Regions from separate parts of the Homo sapiens genome. Here region 2 is linked to region 1. A link is a contact called in ENCODE Hi-C data. All regions are on one chromosome and are shown on one strand. Each heading gives the region's core, a stretch centred on a gene start or an enhancer-like site at or near the end of the contact. The rest is flanking DNA. Distances are from core to core; before and after follow the strand shown.

Evidence for each region. Hi-C counts contacts between places; a loop is a spot of excess contacts on that map. Pooled maps may share reads with other maps.
Region 2: a pooled map shows a loop between it and region 1 (4-fold over the local background). The contact joins the promoter of NFATC4 here to the promoter of ZFHX2 in region 1. A Hi-C loop is called at or near these places in 3 of 168 maps with a recorded cell type or tissue (OCI-LY7, ascending aorta and breast epithelium), 1 of 37 single-sample maps with no recorded cell type and 3 of 50 pooled maps.

Annotation. Positions count from the first base shown.
Region 1 is chr14:23,549,589-23,554,793 of GRCh38, forward strand. ZFHX2 (zinc finger homeobox 2) reads right to left here and starts at 2,177. Exons shown (of 10, transcript NM_033400.3): 1 at 1,755-2,177. It also overlaps a transcript of THTPA not described here. RefSeq lists enhancers at 969-1,631, 2,481-2,530 and a silencer at 2,111-2,350.
Region 2 is chr14:24,365,110-24,370,314 of GRCh38, forward strand. NFATC4 (nuclear factor of activated T cells 4) reads left to right here and starts at 3,075. Exons shown (of 10, transcript NM_004554.5): 1 at 3,075-3,331; 2 at 4,390-5,205. The coding sequence starts at 3,232. It overlaps LOC124903291 (a long non-coding RNA gene), which reads right to left and starts at 4,276. Exons shown (of 2, transcript XR_007064085.1): 1 at 4,138-4,276; 2 at 407-1,418. RefSeq lists silencers at 1,506-1,815, 3,534-3,913 and an enhancer at 4,876-5,205.

The DNA of each region.
Region 1 (5,205 bases), core at 927-3,426:
AGGAAGAAGATGAACTAAAAAGTGAAGAAAAAGCAACTGATATCTAGAATGAACTGAAGGATGGGGGGCAACCAGGCAGGGTGGAGCTTAGAGTCCTAGGGAATGTCCCCTTACAAAATCAAAGTTGACAGTTAACTGACATAATGGCACTGACTGATGGAGGGGTTATATGCCCCTGGAAGCTCATTAAATTTATTTCTTGGCCTGTTTATGTGCCTTCACAAACCATACCCCACACCTCTCCCAGCCCTTTGCTTGCTGGTACTTTCTGCTGCTGGGGTTAAAATGCTGGATAAGAGGAAAAGGGATAAAAGAAACTAGAAACTTAGGGTGATCAAGAAGAAAAGGTAGGAAGAGGGCAGATTATGGGAACAAAGGTGGAAACTCAGAGCTCATGGGAAACAGATGGAAAAAAGGGGTGAAGCAAAATGGGGAAATAAAAAATATACAATGATACAGTGGGGGAAGGGAGTAAAATTAAGTCAGCAGGGAAGAGGTTTTGTTGTGCGAAGCTCCTGGAAAGGCAGATGACACGCATGAGACCAGAAGGTGAGGTTCTGATGAGGGAGACAGGCACATGGCAAAGGGGACAGTCAACAATGCTAGGAAGTTCCAAAGCTTCTCTGGTGATGGTGGAAGAGGAGGCTGTCCTGGCCATGCTGAAGGCACTAGAGGCTTTGGCGAAGACACATTTGCTCCATCATCCCACTCCTCCAGGCCCTGACTGTGACCACCACAATCATGACTGATAAGCAAATTCCAAAGTAGCCTGAAAAGGCCAGAGATATCCAGACAGACTCTGAAGGAGAGGGCATGGAATCCTAGACCGACAGAACAGGCAGCCAAGGCGTGACACATAGTGATAGAGACACACAAGGAGAGGATCACTCAGATGGGAAGGGTCACAAGTGGAGACAGTGACATACAGATCCAGAGATGGATGGGATGGAAGAGACAAGATGAAGAACAGCAAAACCAAAAGTCAGGGACACATGGACAGAGATCAGCGGGGCTACAGGCACAGCGAGGAAGCGTGGTCCTGTGCTTGAAAATGATAGGGCTGCTCAGAGGGGCAGACGAGCGGATGGGGGTGGTAGGATGGGCGTGCAGGACAGACACGCTTCACCTTGAATGGGCTTATGGCCTCCCCTCACCTACTCAACACTTTCAAAAAAAGGAATGGAAAGCCCAACTTCAGCCAAAAACGAACGAAGACTGAGAGTATCCACGTCCCCTCCCACTCCACGCCCCAGCGCGCTAGCCCATCCATCAGCCCGCCGGCCGCGGTTCTCCCATCCCACAGCCGGCGGGGGGCCGCCGAGACCCAGGACCCTCCAGGCTGACAGCTCTGAGCCCTCACACTCACCGGGCCTCCCCTTCCCCCCGGGATCCCCGCTCCCTGCCCAACTCGGCGCGGTCCGTCTAGGCTTTCCATACCCTTCGTCTGTCCGGCGGGCCTCTGCCTTTCCCGTTCCCGTTTCTCCCTCCACCCCCGCATCTCTCTTCCCCCATCCTCGCGCACGCCCTCTTCCTCCCACACCCCTGTCTGCTATCTCCCAGGGCTCTCGGTCTGTCTGTCCGTCCGTCCTTGTCCCCTCCCCCAGCCCCTTCCCGTCCCTCTCCGTCCCCTCCAGCGGCAGTCTCCAAGCGCCTCCTCTCCCGTCTCGAGCTTCCAAAGAGCAAGGAAGGGAAGAAGAGAGAGAGGGAGAGGAGAAAAAAACCAACCCAGCAGCATCGGAAATCGATGCACTTACACCTCAGCTGGAAGCAGGGACGGGAGTCGAACCGCGGCCACCGAGCAGCGCGAGGCGGGGAGGGGAGGGGGCGGCTCTTGGAAGGGACTTCTCCGATGTGTTGATTCCTCTTTTTTCCCCTCCTCCTCCCTCCCTCCAGCGCTCGCTCCGGGGCGTCAGGGACGGAGACGGAAAAAAATAAATAAATAAATTCACGGCGGTGAGGGAAGTGAAGGAAAATAATCAATGCTATTTGGCTGCGGCTGAAGTGTTTCCCCGGCTTCGTGAGGGGGTTTCCATTGATTCACCCTGGGCACTCGCTCGCTCCCTGCCTCCTCCTCCTCCTCCTCCTTCTCCTCCTCGCCCTCCTCCTCCTCCTCCTCCTCGCCCTCACTCCTCCGCCTCATTCACTGGCTGGAGTCTAGGCGTCCCACACAATGGAATAATCAATACCCAGGCGCCCGGGGCTGCCCCACTGAGCAGGTGCAGCGACCCGCCCGCCGCGGCGCATGCCGGGAGTTGTAGTCTGTTCGCGCCCGCCCGCCTGCCTCGCGGGACCCAGGGCCGGGGGCAGGCCGGCCAGCCCACCAGGTCGCCTCCAGGTTCAAGCCGGTGCCTGCAAAGAGGGCAGGCCCCTTTAAACTCTTTTCCGTCTCCTCTCCTCTTCATCCTGTGGCCTGCAGAAACCATACATGTGTTTTGTTGTTTTGTTTTAAATCAGCTTCAGAACAAGCCCTGAGCCGCCCAAGGCCTCCTTTTTTCATTCTCTTCTTCCTGCCTTATTATTCCGCCTCCCCCATCTCCCCCCGCGAAATTGGGTACTAGAACCTTCTCTACCGCAGCAATTACTCTTTAGTCTCTGAGAGCTTCTGCCTCCTCCACACGGTTACATAGTCCCCTGAGCTGGGTTGGGGGAGGTTCGGGCTCCTCCTCATCTTCAGTTTATCGCTTATTAAGTGCTCCTGAATTTTTTTTTTTTTTTTTTTTCTGGAGACGGAGTCTCACTCAGTCGCCCAGGTTGGAGTGCAGTGGTGCGATCTCGGCTCACTGCAACCTCCACCACCGGGTTCAAGCGATTCTCCTACCTCAGCCTCCTAAGTAGCTGGGATTACAGGCATGCATCAACACACCCAGCTAATTTTTGTATTTTTAGTAGAGACGGGGTTTCACCACGTTGGTCAAGCTGGTCTCGAACTCCTGACCTTGTGATCCGCCTGCCTCGGCCTCCCAAAGTGCTGGGATTACAGGTGTGAACCACCACCGCGCCCAGCCCGTTTTTTTGTTTGTTTGTTTTTTTCTTGAGACAGAGTCACTCTGTCGCCCAGGCTGCAGTGCAGTGGCATGATCCCGGCTCACTGCAACCTTCACCTCCCAGGTTCAAGTGATTCTCCTGCCTCAGCCTCCCAAGTAGCTGGGATTGTAGGTGCCCACCACCATGCCCTGCTAATTTTGTATTTTTAGTAGAGACGGGGGTTTCACCATCTTAGCCAGGCTGGTCTCGAACTCCTGACCTCAGGTGATCCACCGGCCTCAGCCTCCCAAAGTCCTGGGATTATAGGGGTGATCCACCTCACCCGGCCGCTCCTGTATTCTAATAATAATTTTTAAGATTTCTTGAATGCACAGGGACAGTTCCAAGCACTTTTACATACATTGTTTACTCCTCTCAATACCTCAAGCATGAGGTAGATGCTATTATAGTCTCATTTATTGAGGAAACTAAGGCACAAACAAGTGAATTAACAGGCCCAAGGTCCAATGGCCAATAAGTAAGTGACAGTGCCAGGACTCAAAAACCTCCATGGTCTGGCTCCAGGGCCCATACTAACTGCTATAGCCTACTTCTCTTAAACAACACAACAAAACCCTGAAGTTCACATGACAAAAAGGAGAGATAAATGAACATTTTGAGTTTATACTATGTGACAGTTTATGACTGAATCCTCACAGGTAACTGTGAGGCAGGCCACATTTTCTCAATGAAAAAGCAGAGGCTGGCCGGGCATGGTGGCTCACTCCTGTAATCCCAGCACTTTGGGAGGCTGAGGTGGGTAGATCACCTGAGGTCAGGAGTTCGAGACCAGCCTGACCAACATGGTGAAACCCTGTCTCTACTAAAAATACAAAATTAGCTGGGCGTGGTGGTGGGCACCTGTAATCCCAGCTACTCGGGAGGCTGAGGCAGAAGAATCGCTTGAACCCGGGGGGCAGAGGTTGCGGTGAGCCAAGATCACACCATTGCACTCCAGCCTGGGCAACAAGAGTGAAACTCCGTCTCAAAACCAAAAACAGGCCGGGCGTGGTGGCTCACACCTGTAATCCCAGCACTTTGGGAGGTGGAGGCGGGTGGATCACAAGATCAGGAGATCGAGACCATCCTGACTAACAGGGTAAAACCCCATCTCTACTAAAATTACAAAAAATTAGCCGGGCATGGTGGTGGGCACCTGTAGTCCCATCTACTTGGGAGGCTGAGGCAGGAGAATGGCATGAACCCTGGAGGCGGAGCTTGCAGTGAGCCGAGATGGCGCCACTACACTCCAGCCTGGGCGACAAAGCGAGACTCCGTCTCAAACAAACAAACAAACAAAAATTAGGAGGGTGGGGTGGCACGTGCCTGTAGTCCCAACTACTCAGGAGGCTGAGGCGGGAGAATCATTTGAACCCAGGAGGCAGAGGTTGCAGTGAGCTGAGACGCCAGAGTGAGACTCTGTCTCAAAAAAAAAAAAAAAAAAAAAAAAAAAGCAGATGCTTAGGAAAGTGGAGTAGCTTGCGGAAGGCCAAACATCTAGAAAGTGAAGCTGGGAGTCGACCTCAGGTCTGGCTCCGGAAACTGGTCTTTCTGTTCAAATAAGCTGCTGCTTTTGCCCCACTGGATTGGATCTTATAACATAAGGAAAAATTAGGTCTTCATCCCAGGTTAACAAAACCGGAAAGCAAAAGATGGATGAAAAGCAGGCTTTAGGAGCTGGGGTTTCTTCTCTCCCTAACCAACAGTGCTTAACATGGAGTGGGGACAGAGGTTGACCCAAGCTACTCCAAGTTCAAGATGCCATTTGTTTATTTATTTATGCACAGGGTCTTGCTCTGTTGCCGAGGCTGGAGTGCAGGCAGTAGCAGGATCGTAGCTCACTGCCCTTGACCTCCTGGGCTCAAGCTATCCCGCTGCCTCAACCTCCTGAGCAGCTGGGACCACAGGCATGCACTACCACACCCGGCTAATTAAAATTTTTTTTTTTTTTTTTTTGTAGAAACAGGGTCTTCCTATGTTGCCCAGGCTGGTCTCAAACTCCTGGCCTCAAATGATCCTCCTGCCTCGACCTCCCAAAGTGCTAGGATTACAAGTGTGAGTCAACACACCTGGCCAAAATGCCATGTCTTTAAACCAGTGTCCTTCTCCCTATAATACCTCTCACTGGTCATGTATTTCCAGAAACATACTGGTGAGAGGGCAGGTGTTGAGAACATGGCA
Region 2 (5,205 bases), core at 1,825-4,324, 820 kb after region 1:
GGCTTTTCTTCTTTCCAGTTTCACTTTTTCCATTCTTCTCTTTCTGTTCCTTCTGATTGCTTTTCACTATAAACTACCTACATCCTGTTCTTGTCTCAGGCTCTACTTACTGGAGGAGCCAAGCCTGGGACAGATTCCTGTGTAAAATGTGATGGAATGAATTAGCAAACTTGACAAGGACCCAGGAGGCCTGGGTTCCAGATCAACTCTATTGCTAACCTGATTTGTAAAAGTCACTTTATCTACTGAAAAGGTGGGCATTTTCATCATCATTTTCAGATGGTACTATGGGAGAAGATCTTCCAACCATTTGTTAAGTGAGGAAAAAAAAAAGCAAGAAAAATGCTTGTCACGCGCATAAAAAGAGCATGTGTGTGTGCGTACATGTTAATAAAGGCATACAAAATGGTGGACCATCAAGGTTTACTACATATTTTTGTATAGCTTGAATTGTTTACAAGAAGAATGCATATTAATTAGCTTTATTTAGACCTCTGGGGAAAAGAGAAGACTGCATCTTGTGTAATTAAAAAAAGAAATAAATAACATCCACCTCCAAGGAAGTTGAATGATGCTTGTTAAAGTGCAGAGCAGAAGCCACCAACCAAGGTAAGAAAGCCGGGTTGTGCTCCGGTATGTGCGCTAGGAGGCAGCGGAGCTGAGACCGAGGCCAGGCGGCTAGAGAAACCGCGAACCAAGGACGGGGGGGCTGGGTCTTTCTGGTCGCCAGGGGGCAGAAGTGTAGGGCAACTTAAATCCGCAACTACCCGCTGTTGCCCAGGCTCCAACGCCAGGCCGAGCATTTCAGAAGTCATAAGTTCCATCTCTCTGCCGCAGCCGAGACAGATTGGAGGGTTTTCAGAGTCAAGGGGATGCCCCCCCGCCCCCCGCCTCAGAGAAGCTTGGCACTCTGAACAATCTCAACCACTCTCCCCTCTGCTCCTCCCTTCCCTACCCCCCAACACCCATGAAGGGGAAATTGAGTCATGGGAGGAGAGGCCAGAGTCATCAGGGGAATGAGGGCCGACGCCAGCCCTCAGGGCCTTCCAGATGCTAGGAGGAGGAGGGTTCTCCAGGAAAACAAACAGGGGTGAGAGGGGAAGGCGGTTGGCTGGGCAGGAGCTGAGCCAGACACATGGAGAAACGCTGCCCAGGATCAAAGGAAATATGACATTTGAAAAGAATGTGTGCGTCTGCATGTGCTGTGCCTGCGGGGAGTGGGGCCGGGGAGGGGCAGAGTCTGGGGGAACAGGGGCTGGGCCTCGGGGTCTCTATCCCTGCTTTTCTCGCCTCCGCTTCCCACCTCCCTTGCCCTCTTAGGTACAGGCTGGTTGATGGGTCGAGGTGTTCCTCGTCCTCCCTCCCCGTGGGTTTCTCCTTCCTTTATTTCCGAGATGAAGCTGGAAGGGAAATGTAACCTGAGGAGACCAACCAAAGGAAAAAAAAGAAAAAAAAAAGAAAAAAAAAAAAAAGAAAGAAGAAAATCAAACCAGGCCGCTTCCCCGCTCGGCCTCGGAACATTCTTCTCTCCCCGCCGGCCTGGGCTCTTCTCCCCGCCCCTCCTGTGTTGCGGCCCTGGGCTCGGAGCCGGGGCAGCTCCGCACGTCACTGGGGTCCCCGGGGACTGGGGGGGTGGTCCCCTGGGCGGGCCCGAGGGAGGACCGAGGGGAGGGAGGGAAGCCGCCTCGGCCGCTGCGGAGCTCCGGCCCGTCGGGCCAGCCCTCCCTTCTTTCCCCAGTCCCGTAGAGCCTGTTTCTCATTAGAGTAACGGGCGCGGTCCCCGCCCGGCTTCTGAGTGTTTGTAAACGTCTGACCTGGGGCCGTCGCTTAACCGTTTAGTTGCTGGGATGGGGCGGCGTTGGGGGTGCGGCCCTGAACCGGAGGGATTTAGAGACTGGAGACGCGGCCTCTAAGAGAGGTTGAAACTGTGTGTGTGTGGGAGAAAATGATAACCACCCTCCCATCTCTCCTACCCGCCAGCCTCGCCAGTATCTCCCACCGAGTCACGAATCTCCCATCTAACTCCCTCTCACACAACCCAGGCCTCTCCAAGCCTGACTTTCCCGGAAACTCCAGTCCAGGTCTTCCTTCCTCCTCCAGCCCAGGTGACAGGTGTCCAGCCTGTTGGGGGCGGGGGGGCCAAGGAGGGGGAAGAGGAGGGGAACCCACAGGGTCCGGAGGTTTCAGGCCCCTAGTAAACCTGGCAAGGATTTTTAGAAGAGCCGGAGTGGGATGCTATCGGGTCAGAGATTCATTCCAGACTACAGTTCTAGGGAGGAGGCTGCCAACTTCCCGTGGAGGCTAATTCACGGCCCCTCTGGGTGGCTGGGACAAGGGCAGCGGCAAAGCCTGGCCTGGATCTACGCCCATCAAGGGCTGTGGGCCTAGGGACAGTTCTCAAAGCCTCTTTGGCTCGGACTGCTCCCAGAGGCATCCAGGCTGGCTAAGCGTTCTTCATCTTTGGGGGTCCTGGAGGAATGGCTGATGGAGGCGCTGATTCGGCAGCGCAAAGACTTCCAGAAGGCCCGGGCAGAGTAGCCCCAGGCAAGGGAGGCGGAAGAATAGCCTTTTCCTCTTCCGAGCAACTCGGTGCCACTCTGCCCCCAGGACCCTCCTGGCCTCAGGCTTGGAGGGAAAGGGGAGGAGAAGTGGTTCTGCCTTGCTAGGTGCTATCTACACAGTCTTCAGAATTTAAAAAAGGGTCTTCCGTGGGCTCTCTACCCTGGGGGCCCAGGATGTGGCCCCTTTAAGGCTCTCGGACCCAGAACCTTGAACTGAGACTAGGGGAGGTGGGGGCTGGGCTCTCTGCGGGAAATGATTGTCACAACGGCGGACCAATAGGCAACATTAGTATCACTCTTGAAGGACCGTTTTCCAATTCAGTTTTTTTTTTTTTGAGGGGGAGGGACTGAAGAGAGGACAGAGGGAGGGAGGGTGGGGGAGGACGAGGGGCGCGTGGTTTTCCCATCTCATCCCTGGAGGAGGGGCTGGAGCATCCCCGGCAGCCAATCAGGGACAGGCTGGGGGGGGGACCGCTTTGAAGAAGTTTGGGGGAAAAAAGTTTGGAAAAGTTTCTATAATAACGAGGGGGCTTCTGGAGGGAGGCGGCAGCGACGGAGGAGGGGGCTTCTCAGAGAAAGGGAGGGAGGGAGCCACCCGGGTGAAGATACAGCAGCCTCCTGAACTCCCCCCTCCCACCCAGGCCGGGACCTGGGGGCTCCTGCCGGATCCATGGGGGCGGCCAGCTGCGAGGATGAGGAGCTGGAATTTAAGCTGGTGTTCGGGGAGGAAAAGGAGGCCCCCCCGCTGGGCGCGGGGGGATTGGGGGAAGGTTAGTGCTGGGCTGGGAAGGGGTCTTGGGGTCAGTGAGAGGAGGGCCGGGGATCCTGAGTCTGGGGAATTTAAGGCAGCGAGCCTAGGGTGGGGGGTGAGGGAGTCAGAGGTCGAAGGGAGTCGGGGGGACTCGTTGGCCTGCGGAAGTGAGGCTGGGGGCCCGGGCACCACTTTCTCCTTTTTAGGTCGTGACTGGGGTGGGGGTGGGGGTGCTGTTGGCTGTGCGCCGCCTCCCGGCTGGGCCGCCTGTCACTGAACTGGGGGGCGGGCGGGAACTACGGCCCCAACAGCACCAGGCGCCGCCAGGGGAAGGGGAGGTTTGGCGCTGGAGCTGGCCCCTGGCGGACCGAGCTCTGGCCCGGCCGACTGGACGCCCGGGGCTGGGGGCGCTGTCAGGCCTCGCTGGGGCGCCCCTCCCCCTCCCCCGTCTGGCCGCAATGAGAGGCAGATGGCGGGGACCGAGCCGGGGGCGGCGGCCGCCGCTCGCACGAATCCGCGCTGCCCGCTGCCCCCCTTCCCCCGGCTGGGCCCAGCACGCATCACCCCCTCGGCTGCACCTCCGCCCCTAGATGGCGAGGAGAGAGGGAGGAGCCACCTCCCCTCGTCACCACAGCCCTGACGCCCCCCTCCCCTCTGGCCACGGTTGCGATGGCAACTGGGGCTCCTGCCAGCGCCGTTTGGGGGTTTGGGAACCGCTGCTAATTGGGTTCATGTGTGAGTCGCCCCCAGTCCAGCCCAGTGCCTCAAGAAACACGCCTCCAGGCCCAGCCCCAGCTCCAGCCCCTCTGGACCCACCTCTCTCACCTTAAGACCCACTGGATCGGGTACCCTCGGTCCTAGGATCCAGGGGCCAGTGGGCAAAGGCCTGGCATGCCTGCTTCAATCTCCTCCATCTTCCCAGGTCCAACTCTGCTTTTGTCTTGTGGCTCAGAAGGTCTCTTTGCTGAGGGGCAGGGAGCATAGAAGGACTTGCGGCCTGGCCACTCAAGGAACATAGCCATCTCACCTGCTTCTCTCTTTCCCCCTCTCCCTCTGCTCCTCTTCCCATTTTGACAGAACTGGACTCAGAGGATGCCCCGCCATGCTGCCGTCTGGCCTTGGGAGAGCCCCCTCCCTATGGCGCTGCACCTATCGGTATTCCCCGACCTCCACCCCCTCGGCCTGGCATGCATTCGCCACCGCCGCGACCAGCCCCCTCACCTGGCACCTGGGAGAGCCAGCCCGCCAGGTCGGTGAGGCTGGGAGGACCAGGAGGGGGTGCTGGGGGTGCTGGGGGTGGCCGTGTTCTCGAGTGTCCCAGCATCCGCATCACCTCCATCTCTCCCACGCCGGAGCCGCCAGCAGCGCTGGAGGACAACCCTGATGCCTGGGGGGACGGCTCTCCTAGAGATTACCCCCCACCAGAAGGCTTTGGGGGCTACAGAGAAGCAGGGGGCCAGGGTGGGGGGGCCTTCTTCAGCCCAAGCCCTGGCAGCAGCAGCCTGTCCTCGTGGAGCTTCTTCTCCGATGCCTCTGACGAGGCAGCCCTGTATGCAGCCTGCGACGAGGTGGAGTCTGAGCTAAATGAGGCGGCCTCCCGCTTTGGCCTGGGCTCCCCGCTGCCCTCGCCCCGGGCCTCCCCTCGGCCATGGACCCCCGAAGATCCCTGGAGCCTGTATGGTCCAAGCCCCGGAGGCCGAGGGCCAGAGGATAGCTGGCTACTCCTCAGTGCTCCTGGGCCCACCCCAGCCTCCCCGCGGCCTGCCTCTCCATGTGGCAAGCGGCGCTATTCCAGCTCGGGAACCCCATCTTCAGCCTCCCCAGCTCTGTCCCGCCGTGGCAGCCTGGGGGAAGAGGGGTCTGAGCCACCTCCACCACCCCCATTGCCTCTGG